3 separate regions of the Homo sapiens genome follow, and all the other regions are linked to region 2. The links are chromatin loops, found by intact Hi-C in ENCODE. Cell type or tissue: gastrocnemius medialis. All regions are shown on one strand. Links, peaks and the distances in the headings refer to the core of each region. The heading gives the core; the rest is flanking DNA. Region 1 overlaps TSPYL2 (TSPY like 2). Region 2 has its middle 7.1 kb from the start of HSD17B10. Region 3 overlaps IQSEC2 (IQ motif and Sec7 domain ArfGEF 2).

Region 1 (6,712 bases), core at 1,831-4,330, 350 kb before region 2:
GGCAGCGATGATGACGACAGAGACATTGAGTACTATGAGAAAGTTATTGAAGACTTTGACAAGGATCAGGCTGACTACGAGGACGTGATAGAGATCATCTCAGACGAATCAGTGGAAGAAGAGGGCATTGAGGAAGGTGAGCTAATCCCCCCCCACCCTTGTCTTCCCTCTTTTCTTTTCTCAGAGCAAGCCTGGCCAAGGACAGGGTATCAAGGCATGAACACAATCTGCTTTTATGGAGGAAAGAAAAAGCATTCTGAGCAACTTTTTAAACAAAGGAAGTCCAGTGAACATTTAACTTAAAAATGTAACAAAACCCCAAAAAATCATTTTAGTTCTAGGTGATGGATAGATGGTTGTAACAGCAGAAGATGAAGAGTACACAGAGATAGGAGACAGTGGGTGGAAAACTGAAAAGGACACTTCACATCGAGGTGGGGGAGTGGCAAAACACAGTGCATTTCAGCACAGTCTGTACCCGGCCTTGGCCTTTGGCGCATTTCCAGGCTTGTGTTGGGAGCAGAGCATGAAGTGAACAGTGTGCTCTCTGAGTCCAGAAAAGGGTGCAGCCAGTTCTACCTCAAGAATCGGGGTGGGGGGGGTGGCGGGGGAAGAGCTAGAGGAAAAAGGTGACATTTGAACTGGAGGATGCATTCACACTGAGGAGCTTTATGGAGCATTCTCCGTGGAGTGGATCATCTGAACAAGGACCTGGAAGGGTGAAAATGCATCGTAGGTTGGGCAGGGTTTCCAAAATTATGTCCTGAGGATCACTCACCAGATCTGAAAGCTGCTTCCCACAAAAGGTTTCAGTGGTCGTATATGTTGGACAAGTACTGCATATAGTAATACCCTCTTGTAGAGTCACATTAGCACCTTAAAGGCTCTGAGAATAACACGAGAATTATAAAGGTGCTGAGAAGTACTCAGATGGGAGGTGGAAGGGGCAGGAAAATCAACTACTCTTCGGGTTTTTTTGGCTATGGGGTCCCTGGCAAACTTCCATTGAGGGCAAGGCCAGGGCACTAAGGGAAGAGGAATGAATGTGGAGCCTCAATCTAGACATGTTCAGGTAGGAGAGAGAAACAGGGATTCTCAGTTCTCTTCCCCTCCCACCTGATGGCATCTCTTTTCTCAGAAGGGGAGGCAGAGCTATCTGCCCAGCCCTGAGGGTGGGAGTGGGGGTGGGGAATTGGGTTGCAGAACACAAACTAGGGCCTCTTTGGATCAGACTGGGGGAGAAAGCGAGGAAGCTGCCTGGAGATGAATAGGTTTATTCAGCTGAGGTCAGAGCTCAGGAAGAGACACACATTGAGGAGTACAAGGGGGAGAAAAAGCTACTATCAGAGATGTATCAGTTTTGACAGAGGCAGGGATCCCACACTGCCTTCCTGCCTCCCTCCATCTCCCTCTCATTCTGTGGGCTTGCTTGAGTACACCCACACACACTCTTGGCTGTTTGTTCCAAGCAGAGGCGCTGACAAGTTGTCCCAGGCCGCTAAAAACCCTGGCTATGGTCTCTGTTCCCTTTTAGAGTGACACCTATCTGCTCATCTAACTGCCTTCCTCCATTTCCCCTTCCTTGCTTCTCCCCTATGCAGGCATCCAGCAAGATGAGGACATCTATGAGGAAGGAAACTATGAGGAGGAAGGAAGTGAAGATGTCTGGGAAGAAGGGGAAGATTCGGACGACTCTGACCTAGAGGATGTGCTTCAGGTCCCAAACGGTTGGGCCAATCCGGGGAAGAGGGGGAAAACCGGATAAGGGTTTTCCCCTTTTGGGGATCACCTCTCTGTATCCCCCACCCACTATCCCATTTGCCCTCCTCCTCAGCTAGGGCCACGCGGCCCCACATTGCACTTCTGGGGGGTGACCGACTTCGTACACGGGTTTAAAGTTTATTTTTATGGTTTAGTCATTGCAGAGTTCTTATTTTGGGGGGAGGGAAAGGGGGCTAGTCCCCTTCTTTTGGCCCTCCGCCCCCGCAGGCTTCTGTGTGCTGCTAACTGTATTTATTGTGATGCCTTGGTCAGGGCCCCTCTACCCACTTCTCCCAGTCAGTTGTGGCCCCAGCCCCTCTCCCTGTGCTGTGTGGAGTGGACACCCTGACCCCCGAAGCGGGGAGGGCCGCTGTGGCCTTCGTCACAGCCGCGCAGTGCCCATGGAGGCGCTGCTGCCACCTTCCTCTCCCAAGTTCTTTCTCCATCCCTCTCCTCTTCCCGCCGCGCCGCTAGCCCGCCTCGGTGTCTATGCAAGGCCGCTTCGCCATTGCGGTATTCTTTGCGGTATTCTTGTCCCCGTCCCCCAGAAGGCTCGCCTCTCCCCGTGGACCCTGTTAATCCCAATAAAATTCTGAGCAAGTTCAGAGTGCCGCTTCGAGTCTTTTGTTTAGCCTGGTGCCCCGGCCCCAGCGGTCAGTTTCCCCCAGGCCCACACGTAGCCGCCTGGCCTACGCAGTATCCTGCAACATGCTAGTTGCGGGGGTTTGGCGGGTGGGGGGCGAGCTCCGCCAGGCCGCAGAGGCGTTGCGTCAGACCAATGCGGATCATCCTGGCCAATGGCAGTGCGAGGCTGAGGAAGCCCCTCCTTCTCCTGGCGCCCGCAGCGGACCCAGCCAGGTAGCGAAGGGCTTCCCACGCCTTCCCCTCTGGCGCATGCGTGTAGAGACATCCTGCGTCCTAGAACATCCATTTATCAGTGATTCATCTTTTAATTTATAGTGCGTCAAACCTTTCCTCGGGCCTAGAGTGAGCGGGGCGTGGGGAGCCAAAGGAATTCATTTTCCTCATTCGCATTTAGTAAAAATAAAACACGACTTCGGTCCGGATATCACAACCCAATTATGCAGGAGCGCTCTCTTGCCTTTGGGAAGGGGTGCAGAGTCCCTAGAGCTGGGCTTGGGGGAGAAGGCAGAAAAGATAGCTCAAGCAGAGAAGTATCCGTAGAGATAAAGGAAAAACAAAGGGGAATTAACTATGTAACTGTGCGAAGGGGTGGAAACGTAGGGAGTTGGACATCTGAAAAACAGGCTTTATCCGGGAGACCTTGGAAAGGCTGAGTTATATTAAATTTAGATACATAAATTTTATCTCGGTGGGCGCCAGGAATATTTCCCAGATTTGTTCTGGATCACAATAACTTTTATTCAGACATCCGAGTCGGTCTTTTATAACATATCTCCCGAACTTTCCATCCAACGCCTTTATTTTGCTGGAAGGCTTCAGATATGGTTAGATTTGCGTTTTAGAGAATGCCCTCTGCTGGCTGCCAGGAGAACTGACTGGAAGGAAGGACAGCAGTAAGGAAATAGACGCTAGACCTCAGGTGGGATTGGCAAGATGGGGGCGGATATGAGAGGTTTTTAAAATAAACTTAATTTCAGAACAGTTTTAAATTTACAGAATTATTGTGAAGATAACAGAGAAGTCCCGTATGTCCCACAGCCAGTTTTCCTTATTAACAGTTTACATTTCTGTGATACATTCGTCACAATTAATGAACCAATATCAGTACATTATTATTAACTAAGGTCCATACTTTATTCCAGTTTCCTTAGTTTTAACTTAATGTCCTTTTTCTGTTCCAGGATTCCATCCAGAATAGCACACTACATTTAGTCATCTTGTGTCCTTAAGCTCCTCTTGGCTATGACACTCTCTCAGGCTTTCCTTGTTTTTGATGACCTGGAGTCATTTGAGGAGTACTGGTCAGATATTTTATAGAATGTCCCTTAATCAGGATTTGTCTGATGTTTTCTCTCATGATTAAACTGAGGATATGAGTTTGGGGAAGGAAGACCACAGAAGACAAATGTCATTCTCACTAGATCATATCAAGGGCATGTACTATCAATGTGATTTATCACTGTTGATGTTAACTTTGATCACCTGGCTGAGGTAGTGTCTGTCAGGTTTCTCCACTGTAAAGCTACTCCTCTTTCTCTTTTTCCATGCTGTACTCTTTGGAAGGAAGCCAAGTAAGCGCAGCCCGTGCTTAGGGAATGAGGAGTTATGCTCCATTTCCTTGAGAGGGAAGTATGTACATAAATTAATTGGAATTCTTCTGCAAGAGCAATTTGTCTATTCTATGAGAGCTTTTAAGATGTTGGACTCCACAGGCTTTAGATATGGAAGGAGAGGGATTCAGAGGAGTCAAGATGACTGCCAGGTTGGTGTGAGACCTTTGGCAAGGCCCCTTCCCTCTCTGGGCCTCCTCTGTGAGATGGTTGGAATACCAGATCCTTGACATGTCTCTCCAATGATTCTGATAAATGTTTTGGGGGGGACAGGATGGAGGCTTTGATGTGCTGTCAGAGGTGGGCAGGGAGGACTGAGGCCCAGAAAGGGGAATGTCTTGCCCAAAGTAACACAATACCTCGAGGCCAGAGCTGAGAGTGCAGGATCCCAGAGAAAAGAGACATCTACATGCAATATCTGGAGCCAACCCCAATGAGTATGCGGTGAAGAGGAGGGGAGGGGAAAGCAGCAGGGGCAAAGGCAATGGAGTAGGCCGGAGTAGGCCAGAAAGAGGTCAGCCTGCCAAAGGATCCCAGCCAATCAGAGCCAGAGTAGCCAGTCTGGTTACTCTTGCCTCAGTCTGCCCTACCTCACAACATGACTCTCCTTGTCCTCTCTAGAGGGCCTCAGTTTTCCTATCTATAAACTGAGGCTTATCGTGCAGGGGGATCAGTCCAGGAGAAGCAACCTGCCTAAGGTCTCAAGACAGAGTCTAGCCTTGAAGCAGGTCTCTGAAGTCTGGCCTTCACTGTGCTCTTCCCTGATTCCTCTCTGTCCCCCCAATCAAATCCCCAGCCCCTCATCCTGGCATTTGAGACTCTTCTTCACCCACCCTGTTAGAGAGGGCCTCTGGTCTTCATCTTCAGTGATGCTCTTAAGAGTCAATCATAGTATTCTAGTATAGTTGGCCAGGGTGCTCATGTCCTCGGCTGAGCCATGTGAGGACAGGATGTTCTTTGCCCAGAGTAACATCTTGTTCCCTGTGCCCTCACTCTTCAGTCTGGACCTCCGAAAGAGAGGGCTGTTCTAGGTCTTTAAGGTCACATCTAGCTCCAAGATACTGTCTTCGCTGAAGGCCAGAGAAGACAGGCCCCATTGGCTGAGACCTTAAACAGAAACCAGGAGGATGAAGAGTCATGGGCCCAATGTGCCCTAGGGCCTGTTCCCATGTTGAAACTACTTGTCTTCATATGCTTCCTAGCTTGCCCTCGCTCCTTTGCAGCAGAGGGCCCTGCTCCTGGGTGGGAGGTTCCTGGGATTTCCTGGGACCAGACCTTTAAAGTGCCACCTACTTCTGTGAGTAGAATCGGATTGGCAGGGACAAAACTAGATTCAAGAATGTCCCTCCTTAGGTGACCCAAAGGGCTGGCACTGGCTCCCCCAGTTGGGGGTGTGCAGGATGGTTGGGAAGGAATCCTATTATTCATTCAGTAAACACTTATGAGTACTTACTGTGTGCCTGAAGTACTGAACTGGGTGATAGGGATACAGCAGGGAAACAAGATAGAGCAAGTCTTTTTTTTTTTTTCTTTGTTGCCCAGCCTGGAGTGCAGTGGCACAATCTCCGCTCACTGCAAGCTCCGCCTGCCGGGTTCACGCCATTCTCCTGCCTCAGCCTCCCGAGTAGCTGGGACTACAGGCGCCTGCCACCACGCCCGGCTAATTTTTTGTATTTTTAATAGAGACGGGGTTTCACCATGTTAGCCAGGATGGTCTCGATCTCCTGACCTCATGATCAGCCCGCCTCGGCCTCCCAAAGTCCTGGGATTACAGGCGTGAGCCACCGCACCCAGCCAATAGAGCAAGTCTTTTTCCTCCTGGAGCCTAGAGTTCAAGACAAATATTCTTAATATTTTTTGTGCCATGGACCCCTTTGGTGATCTAGTGAAGCCTAATGGGACCTTTCTTTTTCTTTTCTTTTCTTTTTTTTTTTTTTTTTTAGATGGAGTCTCACTCTTGTTGCTCAGGCTGGAGTGCAATGGTGCGATCTCGGCTCACTGCAACCTCCACCTCCTGGGTTCAAGCAATTCTCCTGCCTCAGCCTCCCGAGTAGCTGGGATTACAGGCGCCCGCCACCACGCCCGGCTAATTTTTGTATTTTTAGTAGAGACAGGGTTTCACCATGTTGGCCAGGCTGGTCGGGAACTCCTGACCTCAGGTGATTCACCCGCCTCCGACCTCCCAAAGTTCTGGGATTACAGGCATGAGCCACCATGCCCCACCAGACCTTTTCTCAGAAAAAAAAAATTGTTTAAATTCATAAAATAAAATATCTAGAATTACAAAAGAAATTGATTACATTGAAATATAGTTATTAAAATATGGAAAAAGCAAATATGTGCTATAGTATAATCGTATATGTACTCCCCATTAATCCATTAAATCATAAGATTTAATGGAGGGTCTAATGACTATCATGATTTTAAAATAATGATTGAAATTATATGATTTTCAAGAGATCTGCAACATCTATAATGTGATATGAAAATCTCTGATTTCTATTAGTGACAATCAGTACTGCTACTACTGCTGCTACTATGCCTAGTTACATTCTTTATTGAAAAATGCTAAATTTCAGTTAGAGGAGAGGGAAAATAAAGATGTAATTTTGTTTTATTTTTTTGAGACGGAGTTTCAATCTTGTTGCCCAGGCTGGAGTGCAATGGTACGATCTCAGCTCACGGCAACCTTCGCC
Region 2 (11,325 bases), core at 3,695-6,194:
GATGTGCTGTGGAATTCAGAGTTTTTTTCAATTTGAGAAAGGAAGACATGTAATTTATATTACATAACTCTTTAAAAAAACTAGTCAAACATAACTTTTTGTATAGTCTATATTATATAACTATTGAGAAAAGCCTGGAGCATCGTAATGAAATATTAATATTTCTGAAGTGAAAGGTATGAAAATTCACACCAAGTGTGAATAAAGACTATAAATAGCCTCACACTACTTCAGGTCAGGTTTTGTCATCTATTGAGTTTGGGCTCCAAAGTATGAAAAAACAACCTTATGCTTTTCAGAAGTTTTGGCATTGCAGGATTGTGCCTACAGGCTTGTGAGCCTGCATGCTCCGCTAACCTGGCCTTGTTTGTGTAGTTCTCCCCCTGCTGGAAGGTAAGCCCCATGGCACCAGGGGCTTGTCCAGCTGGTTCACCTAATGCCGAGAACACTGCTTGGCGTGTACAAGACACTTAAAACAAATGTGTGAAATAAATGAATTAATGAATTAATCTTGGAAGAATTTCCAGGCACAGTTTCATGATTCTTTCACCTGCCCAACTCCGGGAACCTTCACCTCCTCTCTACTTTAACCACCTGTCCAGGCCACCTTATTGCACTTGTCATTCCCTGGAATAACCTCCTGCCCTCCCCAGCATCTACACACCATCTTTTCTCTCTCTGACCATGTTCTCGAGTTGTCTTGGATCTCTTCCCCTCTACCGCTTTTTTTTTTTTTTTTGAGATGGAGTCTCCCGCTGCCCAGGCTGGAGTGCAGTGGCGCATCTTGGCTCACTGCAACCTCCGCTTCCTGGGTGCAAGCAATTCTCCTGCCTCAGCTTCCAGAGTAGCTGAAATTACAGGCATGGGCCACCACGCCTGGCTAATTTTTGTATTTTTAGTAGAGATGGGATTTTACCATGTTGGCCAGTCTGGTGTTGAACTCCTGACCTCAGGTGATCCGCCCTGCCTCAGCCTCCCAAAGTGTTGGGATTACAGGCATGAGCCATCGCGCCCAGCCTCAGCTCTATTATTTACTAGCCGAATGACCCTGGACAAGTTACTTAACTGATGTGCCTCAGTTTCCTCTTCTGTAAAATGAGTATAAACAAATGACTATTCGTAGGGTTGTTAGGAATAAATGAGTTAACAACTATGTATTTAAAAAGGACTTGGAACAGTGCTTGGCCTTTAGCAAGAGCTATATAAGTGTTAGCTATGGTTACTCTTCAGAGCAGTGTTTCTCATCCTTTTCTATGCTACGGACACCTATGGGAGTCTGGTGAAGTCTTAGGAACCCCTTCCCAGAATAATGCATGCGTCCTATAAGTAGGATTACAAAAGAAACCAATTATATTGGGGTACAATTTTCAAAATAAAAGGAAACGCACCTGTAATGTAGTAATATATGTGCTTCTTTATTAACACATTAAATAGCAAGCTCTATCAACAGGTCTAGTGACAACCATGATTTTTGAAATAGTGATGTTATTTTGAGAGATATGCAACAACCGTAATAATGAAAATCTGATCTCTCTTAGTGTCAAAGTCACAGGTGCTAATATTACTGCAGTTTGTTACCCACATCCCCTGGAAGGATATGCTATATTTCTGTTAGTAATAGTGAAAATAATGATGCAATTTCCCCTCTATCCAAGTCCATGGGCTCTTTGAATTCTATTCACTGACTCCTCAGGGGTCTTTTGGATTGTGGGTTAAGAACTGTGTTTAGAGGGAGCTCTCTGAACTTCTTCTGGTTCTGAGGGCTGCACAATTAAAAGAACTGTTTTTAGAGCAAACGGAAGCCATTAGTGAATACTTCTCTCTTGCCACCTCCAAAATTGTCTCTACCCACCCACACCATCCTTTCCTTGGGTCTCAGAGATGTCCTGTTTAGGGCTCACCCTTCCACTGGGTTTTGTGTCCCAGCCCCTCCCACTTTCTTGGGGATTTCTGCTACTGAGCATCCTCTCTCTTGATTGCACGCACCTCTGTCTCAAAACCATTAGAAAATAGGGAATAGGGGCTGAGTGCAGTGGTTCACGCCTGTAATCCTAACATTTTGGGAGGCTGAAGCAGCAGGATGTCTTGAGCCCAGGAGTTTGAGACCAGCCTGGGCAACATAGCAAGACCCTGTCTCCACACACACAAAAAAATAGGGAATAAAGTGATGTCAACCTTTACACGCACATACTCAACAGTTTGGATGCATGTCTCATGGGAACCTGAGGGCCAGAGGTGCGCAAAGGGGCCCAGCAAGGACACCAAAACAAGCAACACGCAGCATTGTGTCAAATTAGCCCTGCCAGGAAACAGAGAAGAATAAAGGTGGTCTTTACTCCTGGGTGGTCTTCACTCCTGGGAGATAAAAACCACAAGATAACCCATTTAACTCTTGTGGGCACCTGCAGTTACCTCTGCAAAGACAGAGCTGCACTGGTTCCAGCTGGCTCTGAGGTGACATTGACAAATATAAAGAATCCCAATTATATCATCATCTATGTGAGGGGAAAAGAAGAACCCCAAGTGATGATTATACAGAGCCTGTCATTTCTGAGTGAGCTGGGGCACAATCTGAATGATTGGTTTAAACGCTGAAGGACTGCAGGGGACATGAAAATTACTGTGGCGAGCGTTTGAGAGGATGCTGAGGACGCATGTTGGCTGAGTGTTTGCCACTTGAATAAATGGGGCTGATGTCTGAATGAACCTGAAGGATGACAGCCTCAGGTTATGGTGACTTTACCGTTGCCTAAATCAACTGTAATTTTTCAGGCTTTGTGTAATCAGACCTTTCTGGCTGCATTTGACATATTCATCACTTGCTCTTCCTAGAAACTCCCACTTGGCTTCCAGGAAGCCTGACTCTCCTGGTTTCTTGTACTCCCCTGATTGTTCTTTTGTCTCTTCCCTGGGTTCTTTTTCTTCTGCCCCCTCTCTGGGGAGCTTATCCATCTCCTGGTTTCAATACTCCCTCTCTGCTGAGGACTTCCCAGTCTCTACTTTGAGCTCATCTTCTCCACTGAACTTCAGAATCATATAGCAAATAATTTGCTGGCCCTCTACACCAGATGCCCTAAATTAAACTCAATCATTGCCCCCTAAAACTGCTGTATCTCAATTGGTTGCAGTACTAACTTCCCAGACACCCAAGCCAGATCCTGGGACTCACGCCCTCTTCACCCCATCTAAGCAACTGCCAAGTCCTGCTGATTTAACTCCTACATACTTTTTGGATCTGGCACCTCCTCCCACCTACTTTCCTATTATCACCATCCAAAATCTCTTGCCTGTACAATTGCAACTGGTCAGACTCCACTATTGTTGCTCTTAAAAGGATCATCCAAGAAACCAGCAGAAGCCTCTTCCTAAAACCCAATTTTTATTGTTACCCACTTGCTTTCAAACCCCTTCAGTGCCCCCTCTTCACTTTTTTTTTTTTTTGGAGGGAATCTTGCTCTGTCGCCCAGGCTGGAGTGCAGTGGCACAATCTCGGCTTACTGCAGCCTCCACCTCCCAGGTTCAAGCCATTCTCATGCCTCAGCCTCCCGAGTAGCTGGGACTACAGGCGCCCACCACCACACCCGGCTAATTTTTGTATTTTTAGTAGAGACAGGGTTTCACCATGTTGGCCAGGCTGGTTTCGAACTCATGACCTCAGGTGATCTGCCCACCTCGGCCTCCCAAAGTGCTGAGATTACAGGCGTGAGCCACCGCGCCCGGCCCCCACCTCCTCACTTTTAAGGCTTTCCATAATCCGATGGCTGCTGGCTAACTTCGGCCTCTATAACACGACACTTTCCAGTAACAACACACTACTTGATACCCCCACAGTAGTGTTGCCAGATGAGGTATAGGATGCTCAGTAATTCAATTTGAATTTCAGATAAAGATGAATTTTTTTTTTTTGAGACAGAATCTTGCTCCGTCACTCAGGCTGGAGTGCAGTGGCACGATCTCAGCTCACTGCAACCTCTGCCTCCTGGATTCAAGCAATTCTCCTGCCTCAGCCTCCCTAGTAGCTGGGACTACAGGCGCCCACCACCACCCTCGGCTAATTTTTGTATTTTTAGTAGAGACGAGGTTTCATCATGTTGGTCAGGCTGGTCTCGAACTCCTGACCTCAGATGATCCACCCACCTCGACCTCCCAAAGTACTAGGTGTGAGTCACTGTGCCCGGCCGAATAATTTTTTCATATAAGTAACCCCATGCAATCTTTGGGACATGCTTATATTGTAAAACTATTTGTTATTTATCTGAAATTCAGACTTGTGGGCACCCTGTATTTTTATTTGCTAAATGTGGCAACCCTACCCCACAGATAACCCCCAGGATGGTGCGATGCCCTTTCTGAGGGTCCCACAGCTCTGAACCAACACTTACCCACCTGAGAGACTGAGGATCTATTCTGATCTCTGTATTCTTGCTACGCAACACAGAGAGCCTGGCATAGAACAGATGGCAGTGTTTGCTAAGTGAATGAATGCATATGTGTGACATAGCAATAAACCTGTATCTTCCGGTGGAATCAGTAAGTGTTGTGATCAGTATACGGTGTCAGTTCCGCTTATATCCACCTTCCTTTCACAGTCTTGGAAAAATCACCTCATGGTTTACACATCCCCCCCAGCAGGTGAGCTAGAAAGCCAGGAGTCATCTGTAGACTTAGGGAAGCCATTATAGGACCAGTTGGGTTTTCTGTTTTTTATTCAGAGTTGGGAGGAACGGGAGGGAGACGACCATCTTCTGGCGATATGAAAGTCGAGAAAGGCAAACAGGAGGGGAGCAAGAGAGGAAAAGAAGAGGATGTGAAAAGCCCGAAGGAAGGCAGGAGAGCAAGCAGGTAGGAATAAAGGCGAGGAAGCGGGAGCCAGCTGGCACCACAGCGAGGAGTGACAGCCGCCGGCAGCAGGGGCCGGGAGCTGGGAGGAGGGAGGCTCAGGCAAGCCGCGCTGAGCCTTTCTTCTCCTTCCCGGACTCCTCACCACCCATCCTGCTAACCAAGGGCCTCCACCTTGCTCGTCGTCAGAGGCAGACAGCCAGGACTTGGCCCTCTTGGGCTTCCTAGCTCTCCAGCCCGGGAGTTAGACTAGTTTTCCAACTCCCCCGGCCCCAAATCGGGAGGACAATAATGCCTTCCGCTCCGCGCCCGCCAAGGTCGAGTTAGGAAAGACTTGGAACAGAATTAAACGGCTTTGGGGAAGATGAGTCAGCCGGGCGGGGCTGCAGCTGCCAGTGAAACCCCTGCCAGTGTGATTGGGCAACAACCAGAAGTAGGGGGCCCGCGGGGTGGTGGTGCCATCTCTTAAAGGCAGTTTATGTAATAAGTCTTGATCGCGCACCCACTAAAGGGGCGGCTTTGGGGTCAGCCTCAATTTCCTCCACTGTGAAGTGGGAATATGAATACTTGACTTATCCGAAACGAATCATGTCTGCAAGGTGCCTGGGCTATAAAAAGCGGTCAGTCAGTAGTCAGGGTCGTGCTTAGTGCAGTGCCCTCCACCCTAGGCCACTTTCGCCATGTGAGACTGTCCCAAAGGCGGGGATGTGGGGTGCAGTGGGGAGCCCCTGATCGGGCACGGGCAGAAGACAAGTTCTTTTTTTTCTGCCACTTCCAGGTGAGGAAGAAAAGACGCCTGCTCCGGAACCAAGGGTTGGGTGGCGATGTACTGGCCTCACCCGCTTTAAGCAAAGTCACCTTAGATTTACCATGTTTGCTATTCACTCATTCATTTTCTTTATTAGAGGGACTGCTGATTAAACGGAAGGACTTACACTAAGACTCCAGTACGAGGCTGTACTATAGACCTGACCGAGTGAGCATGAGAAGACGAGACCCGGCAGAAGGAGGGCGACAGCGGGCACCGAGATCCACAGGTCCAGAGTCTAGTCGCCACCCACACCCTGTCTTTTGGGAGCGGTGCGCGCCATCTGCGCATGCGCTCCCCATCCCTGCCAGGTCCCCGGCGGGGTCAGCCGGCTGGCTGGTGGAGGTGCTACCCGCGCATGCGTGTCCTGCTCACAAGGCGCTCCCAGTGCGGTTGGAGTGTCTCCAGTGGAGCTGGCAGTTGGGAGGACGGAGGCCCGGCCCATAGCGGGTGGCTGTTAGGAGGTATGGATAAAGGACCTGTGTATCTTGGTGCCCGCTGTCGCCCTCCTTCTCCCGAGGTCTCGTCTTCTCACACTCACTCGGTGTGTGACAGCGACAGGTCACAGAGGGCGGTAAAGTGCGGCGCCCTTGGGGCGGTTTCGTCTGGCGCGGAGTAGAGGTGGCCGGCAGTTGTGGTTGCTCCTTTCACCTGGACTCACCTGTGTGGTCCCCTGGCAGGGACTAAAAACCAGAAGACGGAGGGGAGTGAATGTGTTTGACTCGGAGGAAACCCCTCTTGAGCCTGCCCTCACATCCTTACAAGGGACCCAGTCTGAGGTCCAGTCGTCCCCAAACCATCTACTCCCCCACCACCCCCTTCCCTGACTAAAGGCTAAATTTGGGCGGTAACCACGCCCTACCCTATCCCCTTGGAGTCCTTCAGTCAGCTCCAAAGGCCCACCCCACATTCTGGGGGCCTCTGAGTCAAAAAGGAGGGTCCATTGGGCAGGGTGGAGTTGAGGAACCTGCTGTGGAGATGTCTCTGGCCTGGGGAAACCACTGCTTCCTCATCTGCCACTGAGACTGAGGAAGACCCGCAGATGGGCCTTGGCAAGCACCCAGAAGAATAACTCCAGACCACCATTCAGGAAGTTAAGACAGTGGGAGATTGGGTTAATGACCTTGACCCCAGACCCCTGTAAGCAAAGGAAAGGGAGCCTCTGGCTGCTCCTTCTGCAGATGGTAGGTTGAGGCTTCAGGGACCTTAAAACCTAATGGTTCTTATGAATGAGAAACATTCATACCCAGTAGTACTGTTTAACTCACATACCATGTCTCAGGATCTGTTGTGAGCATATTAACTCTTATTTACTTATTTATTTATTTATTTATTATTTTATTTTATTTTTTTGAGACAGAGTCTCACTCTGTCACCCAGGCTGGAGTGCAGTGGCTTGATCTCAGCTCACTGCAACCTCTGCTTCCCGGGTTCAAGCAATTCTCCTGCCTCAGCCTCCCAAGTAGCTGGAGTTGCAGGTGCGTGCCACCAAGCCTGGCTAATTTTTTTTTTTTTTTTTTTGCTATTTTTTTAAGTAGAGATGGGGTTTCGCCATGTTGACCAAGCTGGTCTCGAACTCCTGACCTCAGGTGATCTGCCCCTCTTGGCCTCCCAAAGTGCTGGGATTGCAGGCATGAGCCACTCTGGTCAATTTTTGTATTTTTAGTAGAGACAGGGTTTCACTATGTTGGCCAGGCTGGTCTCGAACGCCTGACCTCAGGTGATCCACCTGCCTCAGCCTCCCAAAGTGCTGGGATTACAGGCATGAGCAACCGCACCCGGCCCATATTAACTCTTTTTTGTTTTGTTTTGTTTTTTGAGACAGAGTCTCGCTCTGTTGCCAGGCTGGAGTGCAGTGGCACGATCTCAGCTCACTGCAACCTCCACCTCCCGGGTTCAAGCGATTCTCCTGCCTCAGCCTCCTGAGTAGCTGAGATTACAGGCATGTGCCACTACGCCTGGCTAGTTTTTGTATTTTTAGTAGAGACGGGGTTTCACCATGTTGGCCAGGATGGTCTCGATCTCCTGACCCTGTGATCCGCCCACCTCGGCCTCCCAAAATGCTGGGATTACAGGCCTGAGCCACCGCGCCCGGCCATATTTACTCTTAGTCCTCACAACAACCCTATGAGGTAGGCATTACCATCCTCCTCGTTTTACAGATGAAGAAAGTGAGTACTGAAAAGTTAAGCCACTTCCCAAGTTCTCACAACTAGTCAGAAGCAAAGCAGGACTTCAAACTCAGGCAGTCTGGCTCCAGAGTCTGCACTCTTTTGAACACAAGTGATACTGCTCTGGGGAAGAGAACAGATAAGAGAGACCCAGTAGAGGTCAAGATTGGAACTCATTTCCTAAGCACCTTCTCTCACACTATTTCAATCTTCCAAATGACCCTGTGAGGGATGAATCTGAGGCAAAGAGAGGTTACATATTTTTAAAGAAATATATTACTCATGACACTTATTAAAGATGGTAGGGCCAGGCTTTATTCAAGGCCATGGCGACAGGTATGCAGACCACTGCAATGGGGTCTTGCAGTGGGAGAAAGATTGGACTCAACTCTAAGTCCAACAATGACAAGTGGAGATTTGTAACCAAGGAGCAGGGTAGGGTCAGTGGATGAGAAACTACTAAGAGGAAACATCTAGGACAAGGGGTTTCTGGCTAAACTGACTTGATAGGATTATTGCTGAAGGCAGGCCAGGATGATAAGAATCCAGGGTAGTCAGATACCAAGGGTGGGAAATTTCCCCTAAATTGACTTAGCAGGATTCTTGCTCAAACTAGATTCAATAAGGATAGAGAGAGTCCTTATAAGGACCTTTATAAGGACAGGTCAGGCCTAGTCAAGCAGAGTACATGGAGGAGACTGACTAAGGTTTTGGTCAAAGGAGACAGTCTTTGTCAAATATCTTGCCCAGCTGGGCAAGGTGGCACATACCTGCAATCCCAACACTTAGGGAGGCCAAGGTGGGAGGATCGCTTGAAGCCAGGAGTTCAAGACCAGCCTGGGTGACATAGCGAGACCCCATCTCTACCCCAAAAAATGTTTTGGGATTTTTCGAGACAGGGTCTTGATCTGTCACCCAGGCTGGAGTACTGTGGCGCAATTTTGCCTCACTTGCAGCCTTGACCTCCTAGGTTCAAGTGATCCTCCTGCCTCAGCCTCCAGAGGAGCTGGGACCACAGGTGTGCACCACCATGCCTCGCTAATTTGTTTTTTTTTTTTTTGTAAAGAAGGGGTCTCACCATGCTGTCCAGGCTGGTCTTGAACTCCTAGGCTCAAGCAATCCTCCCACCTAGGCCTCCCAAAGTGCTGGAATTACAGGAATGAGCCACTGCATCCGGCTACAAAATTTTTTTTTTTTAATCTTGCCCTAGGTCACACAAGTAGTAGTTGGACCAAGTTGATGAAGCAGCCTGACTCAGGCAACACATTAGTTAACCAAGACAAAAGATGAGATGAAGATCCAAGGTCTCTTCCAGCCTTGGGGCCTTTCACTACATGCATTTTTTTGTTTTGTTTTGTTTTGAGACGGAGTCTCGCTCTGCTGCCTAGGCTGGAGTGCAGTGGCGTAATCTCAGCTCACTGCAATCTCTGTCTCCCGGGTTCCAGCAATTCTACTGCCTCAGCCTCCTGAGTAGCTGGGATTACAGGTGTGGGCCACCACGCCCAGCTAATTTTTTTTTTTTAATTTTTAGTACAGACGAGGTTTCACCGTGTTGGCCAAGCTGGTCTCGAACTCCTGACCTCAGGTGATCCACCCACCTAGGCCTCCCAAAGTGCCGGGGTTACAGGCGTGAGCCACCACGCCCGGCCCACTACATGCATTTTAACAAACATTTATTTGTTAATTCAGCAGATGTTTATTATGCTGGGTGTTCTCGGAGGCACTGAGGACTCAGCAGTGAACAAAATACACGTGGTCCCTGTCTGCAACTCTCTGAAGGAGGGTGAAGGTAAAGAAACACAGCCAACATTAGTTAGTGGTAAAAACCGATTTTATTCAGTAACTACTGACAGTAGAGGAAAGAGCTGAGCTTCATTCTTATTTGCACAGAGGTGACTAGGAGTTTTGTTTTTTTTTTGAGATGGAGTCTCACTCTGTTGCCCAGGCTGCAGTGCAGTGGCACGATCTCGGCTCACTGCATCCTCCCAGGTTCAAGTGATTCTCCTGCCTCAGCCTCCCAGGTAGCTGGGATTACAGGCACGCACTTTGGCCTCCCAAAGTGCTGAGATTACAGGCGTAAGCCACTGCACCCGGTCCATGACTAGGAGTTTTATTTTTTATTTTTATTTTTATTTTTTATCTTTTGAGATCTTGCTCCGTTGCCCAGGCTGGATTGCTGTGGCGGGATCTCAGCGCACTGCAAACTCCGCCTCCGGGTTCATGCCATTCTCCTGCCTCAGCCTCCCAAGTAGCTGGGATTACAGGTGCCCACCACACACCTGGCTAATTTTTTTTGTATTTTTAGTAGAGACAGGGTTTCGCCGTTTTAGCCAGGACGGTCTCGATCTCCTGACCTTGTGATCCACCCCCCTCGGACTCCCAAAGTGCTCAGATTACAGGCGTGAGCCACCGCGGCCTCATAATGGTAAACTTTTCTTAGAGCTAAGGAAGAAGGTGGTCAGGACCCATCCTTGTCAGGTGTTGGCTAGGACGAATGATAACACTCTTTTGACAGCCCTGAGCTTTTTCAGACTGGAACTCAAAAGGGAGCTGGGCTGCCCCCAAGCGGTAGCCTTAGGCTACTAGAAGCTATGACAAAGTTTGGTCAAGTCTCTTAGTGCAGGGATTTGAATGCAGTGTTTCTGCATAGAGTTTGTGCAGCTTGAGGGGGAGTGTGGAACCAACAATAAACATGTAAATGACTTTCAGGTAGTGATATTTGAAGACAAGGGAGGTTGGGAGAAGGAATTGACTATTTTGGTGAACTGAGAATCCAGAAATACAAAGGCCTGGGAAGAACAAGTGAAAAGCCCCGAGGCAGGACCAGGCCTGTCTTTTGCCAGGGCAGGAGGGAAGTCCCGTTTTCCTGGAGCACGGGTAGCACTCAATGAAAGCAGTGAACAGGGTGAGACTAAGGCAGAGGATGGTGGAACAATTGAAGTCTGAGATCTTGGAGATACTCAGGGGCCAGATCACAAGGACTATGTGCCAGCAGGCCCACCCCATAAACTCATGCAAATTTACACTGTATAAGGGCAGCTTGTGCTGAAGGGATGAGGACAGGGACCTAAAATTGCACCTGTACTATGTTCACCAAGTTGAACAGTACATCCTGGTACAGGGCTAAGTCAGCCAGAAGAAAAGGGTGCCTTTTCCCAATAACCACAAGTTAGGCAAACTGTGAGCCAGAGGGGTTGCATCTGCCCAGAGGGGCACTGCTGTGGTCTGAATGTTTGTGCCCCCTCACCACTAAATTCATAAGTTGAAATCCTAACCCCCAAGGTGATGTTATTGGGAGATGGGACCCCTTGGGAGCTGGGCTCCACCTTCATGAGTGGGATTAGTGCTCTTATAAAACAGGCCCAAAGGAGCTCAATTGCCCCTTCCACCAGGTGAGGACACAGTGAGAAGGTCTCATCTATGAACTAGGAAGTGGGTCCTCATCAGACACTGAATCTGCCAGTGCCTTGATCTTGGACTTTACAGCCTCCAGAGCTGTGAGAAATG
Region 3 (8,071 bases), core at 700-3,199, 160 kb before region 2:
TAGTGCTGGGCCGGGTGCAGTGGCTCACGCCTGTAATCCCAGCACTTTGGGAGGCTGGGAGCAGTGGGGTGGGTGGGGGACGGTGGATCACCTGAGCTCAGGAGTTTGATACCAGCCTGGGCAACATGGCAAAACCCTGTCTTTACTAAAAATACAAAAATTAGCCAGGCATGGTGGTGCACACCTGTAGTCCCAGCTACTTGGGAGGCTGAGGTGGGAGGATCGCTTAAGCCCCAGAGGCGGAGGTTGCAGTGAGCTGAGATCATGCCGCTGCACTCCAGCCTGGGTGACAGAGCAAGACCCTGTACAAAAGAAAAAGAAAGAAAGAAAGTGTAGTGGTAGCTTTAAGGGATGATGCTGTGTGACTTTGGGTAAGGCCCTTTCCCTCTCTGGTGAGACAAAGAACCTACACTTTGGTGCCTGGTAAAGCTGGGTACAAGTCCTTGCCCTATCACTTTTTAGCTGGGTAAGCCCTCTGAAGCTCAGTTTGCTCATCTATGGAAGAGGAGTGGAAATTCCTACCTCACAGTTCTTGTAGGGATTTGGTAGGTAGACAAAGTGTGCACATGGTAAATAGTCTCAGCCTGAACCTGAGAGAGTCTGTCCCTTCTCCCAGAGAGGCAGAGGAGACCCATGGGAAGCCTGTTTGTTTCAGGGATAGTGAGGAAGATTTCTAAGAAAATATCCCTGAACCTGGGACCACTTTTGGAATTCAGTTACAGCTGAGCATGCTGAACAGACTCAGATGATGACCCACCAGAGGCTGAAGGGAGGAAGGAATGAAGGGTGAGGAGCCTGACCCAGCCACGGGACACTGGCAGGGCCTTCATGCATTTATTCGACAGATACTGTGGCCCAGGCACTGTCCCCGGTGCTGGATACAGCAGTGACTACAGGTAGACAATGTCCTGCTCTCATGGAGCTTATATCCAAGTGAGAAGAGACAGACATTCACCAACTAATGCAATTCAACTGAGCAAAAAGTAGAGATGGCAGGAGGAGAGCATTCCAGGCAGAGGAAACAACCTGGACAAAGGACCTGAGGTGGTATTTCCAGCAAGCACGAAGAGACTGACGTGGCGGGGTGGGAAGAGCACAGGGGAGAAAGGTGAGACTGGAGATGGAGGTGGGGGCCCAGCATGCAGAGCCTTGGAGGCCTCTGTCGGGGTTTCCGTATCTATAGGAAGAGCAATTTGGAAGCCTGTGGTTTGGGACAGGCATGTGGGGTGGGGAGTATCTTTGAAGCCCCTAAAGTTGTATGAAAAGCATTAATTTCTGGGGAGAACATCTCTAGCTTTGATCAGATCCTCGGATGGGTCTGTGATCCCAAAGGGTAGGGAAGCTTCTTATATGATTCCATTCACTAAGTGCCCATGATGAGCTGGTGGCAGGCATCCTAGAACCTTCTGTGAGCTAGCCCCTACCCCATACCTCCAGCTAGTCTCAGCCTTCCCCCCACCTTCAACCTGCACCCCACCCAGACAGAAGCACCTGCAACTCTCTCAGCTACACTCTGCTGCTCCAAGCCTTATTAAAGAGAATGTGTGTCAAATGCTCTGTAATAGTACCTCTGTTGTCCCGCTGTGCCCCCACTGTCATCTCCCCACCTGGCTGGCTCCCCCTTGTTCTTCAAAAGTCAGCTAGATGTTGTGCCCTCTGGGAACCTGCCTTGACCCCACCCAAGCAGGTTGGGTCACCTCCCTTGTGTCCTTCCGCCCTGCTCTTTTCTCAGCCGGCTTCTCTCAACACTGTGTTCAGATGCCTGCTGCCCCTTCTCTGTCGGGAGCTCTGTGAGAGCTGTGTCTTGTTCATCCCAGTGTCCCCAGCACTCAGCACCGGGCACCTGGTCACACATGGTGGGGGGACAATGGACAGAGGTGGAGGCTGCAAGGTGGGCCAGTGGACACTAGAGGGCACTGTGGCCACTAGAATCCCAGCCTGCTGTTGGCCAGGCCGACCCAGGAGGCTCCCAGGCCCACAATTGTCACATGGAAACTGTTACTGGGTCCTGCAGCTCCTCAGCTCTGGACTTAAGCAACCAGGGCCACAGTTCCAGCCTCCCGATAAACCTTCTGCTCCCTTTCCAGATGAGACCGTTTCTCATGACAGTGCCATCTCACTGCAGATACTCCTTTAGTTCTTCACAAACGTGGGTGCCAAACACTCTTCTCGCAGTTCTGGCCTGCAACACTCTTCACTTCACTTTGCCCCACCCAACCCCTCCCCTGGCTAACTTCTACTCATGCTCCAAGCTTCCACTTAGATGTCAGCTTGGAGAAGCCTCCCTGGCCCTCAGGCTGGGTTGGGTATATTTCCGTGGTGCTCCCACAGCACCCTGCACTTCCCCTATAATTGTCTGTAATTGTCTGTCTCCTTGTCTATTTCCTGACCAGACAGTGGGCTTCATCACAGCAGGGCTGTTACTCACCACCCTATCAGCCACATTTAGCAGCATCTGGCACATTGTAGGCACTCAATAAATCCTTGAATGAAGGAATAAATGAATGGATGTGTGGATGGACAATTTGGGGCAAGTCATTTTACCTCTCTAGGTTTCAGTTTCCCCACCTGTAAGTCACCCCTACTTGGCAGGGTGGCCACAAAGATTAAAGATAATGTGTCTCCAGTGCTCTGTAATAGTACCTGATATTTAGCAGACATTTTCTGACTCAAAGCAATTATTACTATTTGGAACAGTGAGAAAAGGGCAGGGGGAGGAGTTGAAGGAGACTGCCCAGAACCTGGGATAATCTCTCTCACTTAGGTTTACCATTTAGATATGGAAGATGGCTTTAATAGCAATCATAAAACTATCAATTTTATTAAAAATAACAGCACCTGCTGTGTGCCAGGCCAGAGTCAGGAGGCCTCTGAGGAGGTGATGGGAAGCCCCTAGTCTCGGCCAGAGGATGCGAGGTCAGGGCCAAGGCCAGAGCTGTGGACATCGCTCCTGTGTCTGGAGAACAGTCATTACTGGCACAGCTGATTCCTAACTCTTTATTCATAGGTGAAAACTTGTCTAAGGGGTCATTAGTTCCCTCTGTAATTAATGTAAAACCTGCAGGGTTTGTATTAGTGGAAAAGTAAGCTCCAGCATCAAGCTGATAACATTGATAATGTGTACTTGTAATTATATACTGGAGGTAACTATAAATTCAGTCACTGAACTCATAAAATATCAAAATTCCTGAGGCCACCAAGAGCTGGGTAGCAGCTGTACCATCAGTAGCTTTATACCAGTTGTTCTGAGGTTATGAAAAATTACCACAAGCTGGTAGCAATGGTAATATTCACTGTACATTTAAAAGCTTTTTCGGCATAAAATAAGAGGGCACTTTTAGACAAAACAGCATGTTTTGATGCAAGGATATGGAACTTGAAAGCACAGTGAGCAAAGGTCATCTTGCTATAAAATAGGAACCAAAAACAATCTTACAAGTGTTTGCCTCTGAGCCGACCAGCTCTGACCTCACTTGGGTACACATAAAAACTGTGCTTACTGCAGAAGAAACAAGAAGTACCAAGTGTTTTCTCTCTCTCCTCTCATCCAATTCTGAGGGAATCAATTATCTCACACGGCCCCTTGCTGCCTTGTGTTACCACAGGCTGGAGGATCACTGCAGTCCAATGGCAGGAGGGGCAGATCCTGAAGCTGGAAAAGGTCACATAGCTTCCAGGTTGGTGGCCATGTCAGGCCATGGGCAAGCAGAGGAAGCTGGTCCAGAGAGAGAAGTCCATGAAAAAGAGATGATAGGCTGGGCGCGGTGGCTCACACCTATAATCCCAGCACTTTGGGAGGCCGAGGAGGGGGGATCACGAGGTCAAGAGATCGAGACCATCCTGGCCAAAATGGTGAAACCCCATCTCTACTAAAAATACAAAAATTAGCTGGGTGTGGTGGCACACGCCTGTAGTCCCAGCTACTTGGGAGGCTGAGGCAGGAGAATCGCTTGAACCCAGGAGGTGGAGGTTGCAGTGAGCCAAGATCATGGCATTGCACTCCAGCCTGGGCGACAGAGCAAGTATCCGGCTCAAAAAAAAAAAAAAAAAAGAAAAAGAAAAAGAAAGAAAGAAAGAAAAAGAGATGACAGGGACCAGGCAAGCCATGAGAGATGGAGAAAGATGAGACATGGGCCCAGGAGATGCAGACAGCGAGACAGCAACCTTGGTCCTCGACTTCCTGGTCCCACTTCCAGTTGGTGTGAGGCCTGGCTGTTTTTCATTAACTGTTCTTAGATTCTGTGAAATGTAGCCTCACAATAGTCCCCTCATTAGCCCTTTATTCTTGAGCTAGCTTGAGTGGGCTTCCGTTCCTCACAACAAAGTGTACCCAGACTAAGACAAGTGAAAATTGGGAATGTAAGTGCAGGGTTTGTGTAAGCAAAATCGCATAAAGAACACTTAGGTAGAGAGGGGTGAATGCAATTGTCCAGCGTTTGTGTTTGTTCACCCAGAAGCTCCCTGGTTCCCTGACACTTGCAACCACAGCCACACGCTCCAGCCACACGCTCACACACACTGACATTCAGTGGCACACAGCAACAAACGCAGCAGCAACCAGATATGGTTCTCTGCAGACCCCCTGACATGCAGGGCCACGCGCCAGCATGCAGTGTTGCACTTTGCTCTTCACAGCCACGCTGCCATGCAGCAGTGCACACCCACATGCATAAACACAGAGGTGCTGCCCGTAAGGCTCAGGGCAGGAGTCGAAGCTTCACTGAGCTCTGTGCAGCCTCCCTCCCCAGCTGCCAAGTGACTCATCCCCAGGGCTGCTAATTAAAGCCAGGACAGAGGGGACAGAGGCAAGGGGAGGGGAAGAGAGAGAAGGCAAGTTTATTTCGGTGCCAACCAGGCACTCAGCCAGCTTAGGGGTCACCCACTTCCTGGGGCTGGGCCAGGCGGCGGCAGAACACAGAGAGGAAGGGGAGGAGAAGAGAAACCTCTTACCCCTTCTTGCCCTTCTTTAGCTTCCTGGAAAGTTACCTCCTCCTCTCTCCCACTGTCAAAATCCAGCTCTGACTCCTCTAGACTTCTGTCCTCACAAACTGGCTGTCTACACCATCATCACGCTCCCATTTGGGCTGGCCCGAGCTGGCTCATCTGTGTCTGCAGCAACCCCAGACTGTGAAGCAGTAAGTGGCAAGGTTCCAGGCAAAGGAAGTGGTAGGAACAGGGCAGGGTGGGCAACCGGGCTGAGCCAAATGGGAGGCATCATGGGAGGTGATGCAGCTGGATGGCTCTGGGGATGGGTAGTGTCTTGGACATGTGGATGGGGGAGCCACAGACGGTTCATGAGGTCTTGGCCATCCCAGATTGCCAAGAGGTGAAAACAAGAGATTATCTAATCCAAACTCCTGTAGGACAGATTGGAGCACTGAGGCCCACAGTGGGAGGCTCCTCCTCCCACTTCTCCTCCAACTGCAGTGGCTCCCGTTGCCATAGGGACGTCCCTGTCTCCGCGGGTGTCAGCGGCTCCCCCACCCCCTCCCTCCTTCCCTAGCAACAGGCCACCTCCTCCTGCTTTCATCCTTGCGTGCCTAGCAACCCCAGCCTGGTCCCCAGGGCCAACAAGTTCAGGCTGACCCTCACTGCAGCAGTGCCTCTAGGCCTGGGCCCCCTCATCTTCTGGTGAGGGCCTCATCAGGCCCGTCCTGCCCTCTCTGTTTTCAAGTTCTACACTTGTTCACATTCTTCCAGCCTGACTATATAGCATATGACAATGGATTGGGTTAGGGGAAAGCAGAGGACACTACAGTTTGTTGCACCACTATTTCACACCAAGCATTGCTTTACTTTAAGTTCTCTCATCAACCCAGAGAAGTCAAGACTATTGTTTCCATTTTACCCATGAGAAACTAAGAACCAGAGAAGTTAAGTGATTCTGCAAAGAGTGCACAGCTAGGAAGCAGGCTCTGCTGCTAGCTAGCTTTGTGACCTCGAGCGATGGCCAATCCCTCTCTGGACCTTGGCTTAAGGTATCTTTAGGTCAGATCTGTGACACTTCTCAGGGACCCACAAGAAGTCCAGGCACCTTTCTCTGCCCATGCCTACCCCCCACCCCCATCACCAACTGTTCAGCTCTAATTAGACGCCACACTTCCTCTGGCACCCCATACTTTAGAAGCCCTCAGGCCTGGGTCATGCCAAGGGTGGCTTGCAATCTACCGACTCTGCTCTCTCCTTGCTATTCAGTTCCCATAAAAGCCCAGGCCTAGCGCCTCTCCTCGGTGTTTCTTCCACCTCCCTAGCCCTTCCCCCTCCACACACACATGAAGTTTATTAGATGAGGAAACTGGGGCTCCAAGAGACAAACAGATTGTCCAGTCACACAACTAGAGAGCAACCCACCCCCCAAATGGAGGCCTGTGCATGGATCCAGTGTTTCTGCCCTTCCTAGGCCACAGAGCCTCGCCTCTCTCCTCCAACTTCCCCAGCTCCCCACTGATGACAGAAGGTCGCTGTGACCCAGTCCTGACCCGCGTTCTGACCTTACTGCTCTTTTCCTGCCTAGATCTTCTATTTTAGCCCCACGGATGGCTCCCTGTCTCTAAACCCACCCCCCTCGCTTCCCTCCACAAGCTGATCCCACCTCCGGGGACACCCTCCTTATGCAAATCTGCACGGCAGTCCCCGACAGCCCTGCTCAGACGCTGCCTGCTCCAGCAAGCTCTCCTTCACCCTAACTGGAGCGAATTCAAAAATTTACAAGTAGGTCCCTACCCAGCCCTGGTTGCAAGTTCAAGTTGCCTTCCCACCATGTTGTCAAGATATTGCCCCATACACGCCATGCTTTAGCCCCTTCCCATAGCCTGAGTTTGACCCTCGCTTCCCAGATGCTGACTCCTCTAGGCCCCTACAGCCTCCTTGACTCTGGGCCCAGGATGGATGTCAGGAAGCGTGTCTGAATAAATTAAATGCTGGCTTTGGAATCAGACAGCCCAAGGCACTGACTCTCTCAGAACCTCCTTCTCCTCATCTGTAAATCAGGGATTGTAATCCATGCCTATTAGGGCTGTTGTGAGCATTAAATAAGATCATATTCCAAGTTGTTAGTATGTGAGGAACAAATGGTGATTGCTATAATTGCTAATATTAGGATGAGGATGAGGATGATGATTATTATCTGCCAGGCTGTCGAGAGCTCCCGTGGTGATGGTATGGGTAGCACTCTGGGTTGGCGCCAGGCAGACTTGGGTTTGAATCCTGGCTCAGGATCCATATATTAGCTGAATCCACATATTAGCTGCCTGGCTGCAGGCAAAACCCATAACCACTGTGAGCCTCAGTTTCCTCAGCTGTAAAACAATGATGATAAGGCCAGCTCAGGTTCTACCTACAGTGTCACTGGGAGGATCAGACAAAAGAAAGTCCCTGACAACTTCTGTAAGTTGTAAAGGCCCAAATGTATATCATCACATGACTTATGATTATGCTCGTTATTAAATGTCCTGAGCTCTAGGTCCCAGGAACTTCCTTGCTGGGAAGAGCTGAGAACTAGAGATGTTTTCAATCTTCTTCTTCAACAAGTAGCAGGCACATCACCGGGGATGCTTGCAGGAGCCCCGTGCTCGGGTGGCCTCTCTCCAAACCCACGGTGGGACACTGAGATCTATTCCCTTTGCTAGACAGGTGCCTTCCTAAGTGCTAGGACAAGCTGTGCCCATGACATGCTCCTTGGCTGCATGCTAGGACTAATTATGTCTTGTCACAAACCCCTTTCCTGGACACTGGGACTGATTGCATTAAAGCTGGCCTCAGCATGTGTTTATCCCACAGCCCCATTCTTGGCTCTGGGTATCCGTGTGTTTACCCCAGATCCCCTGTCTGGGGTGCTAGAACAGAGTGTGTCTCATTAGACACTTTTGTCTGTATGCTGGCATCCTCTGTCCCCAGCCCATATCCACTGCCTGAATGACAGGACCAGGGCTCCTGCATACAGTCAGGCAAGCTGTGCCTTTCACAAAGGGTCACAGCCAAAAGGATATGAACAGGGGCTGATATCCAACCCGTGCTATGCTCAATGGAGCCACTCAGAGGGGGTGCCCTTGAAAGGGACATCTTTTTCTAT

The links. A loop is a pair of places that touch in the nucleus more often than their neighbours do. Peaks named below come from ENCODE experiments on the same cell type or tissue, not always from the same donor. Only the 100,000 strongest peaks of a DNase experiment are listed, where the experiment ranks them.
Region 1: a loop joins it to region 2, with 5 times the contacts of the local background. A loop is called at or near these places in 3 of 110 quality-filtered maps.
Region 3: it touches region 2 in a loop (4-fold over the local background); 18 of 110 quality-filtered maps call a loop at or near these places.

What each region holds. Positions count from the first base shown.
Region 1 is chrX:53,086,175-53,092,886 of GRCh38, forward strand. It overlaps TSPYL2 (TSPY like 2), which reads left to right. Exons shown (of 7, transcript NM_022117.4): 6 at 1-136; 7 at 1,602-2,366. The coding sequence ends at 1,765. Among named protein-coding and RNA genes, the nearest start is that of KANTR, 4.6 kb to the right of the region's middle. In gastrocnemius medialis, for the core only: a CTCF peak has its summit at 3,261 (motif pointing left); DNase peaks (open chromatin) are centred at 2,607 and 3,267; H3K4me3 peaks cover 1,085 bases; H3K27ac peaks cover 2,313 bases.
Region 2 is chrX:53,435,802-53,447,126 of GRCh38, forward strand. No RefSeq gene overlaps it. Among named protein-coding and RNA genes, the nearest start is that of HSD17B10, 7.1 kb to the left of the region's middle. In gastrocnemius medialis, for the core only: no CTCF peak of the experiment used is centred there; DNase peaks (open chromatin) are centred at 5,210 and 6,000; H3K4me3 peaks cover 1,616 bases; H3K27ac peaks cover 1,843 bases.
Region 3 is chrX:53,282,907-53,290,977 of GRCh38, forward strand. The region is part of intron 2 of IQSEC2 (IQ motif and Sec7 domain ArfGEF 2); the gene reads right to left. Among named protein-coding and RNA genes, the nearest start is that of IQSEC2, 34 kb to the right of the region's middle. RefSeq lists an enhancer at 5,205-6,096 and a silencer at 5,301-5,595. In gastrocnemius medialis, for the core only: a CTCF peak has its summit at 1,905 (motif pointing right); a DNase peak (open chromatin) is centred at 1,935; H3K27ac peaks cover 1,354 bases.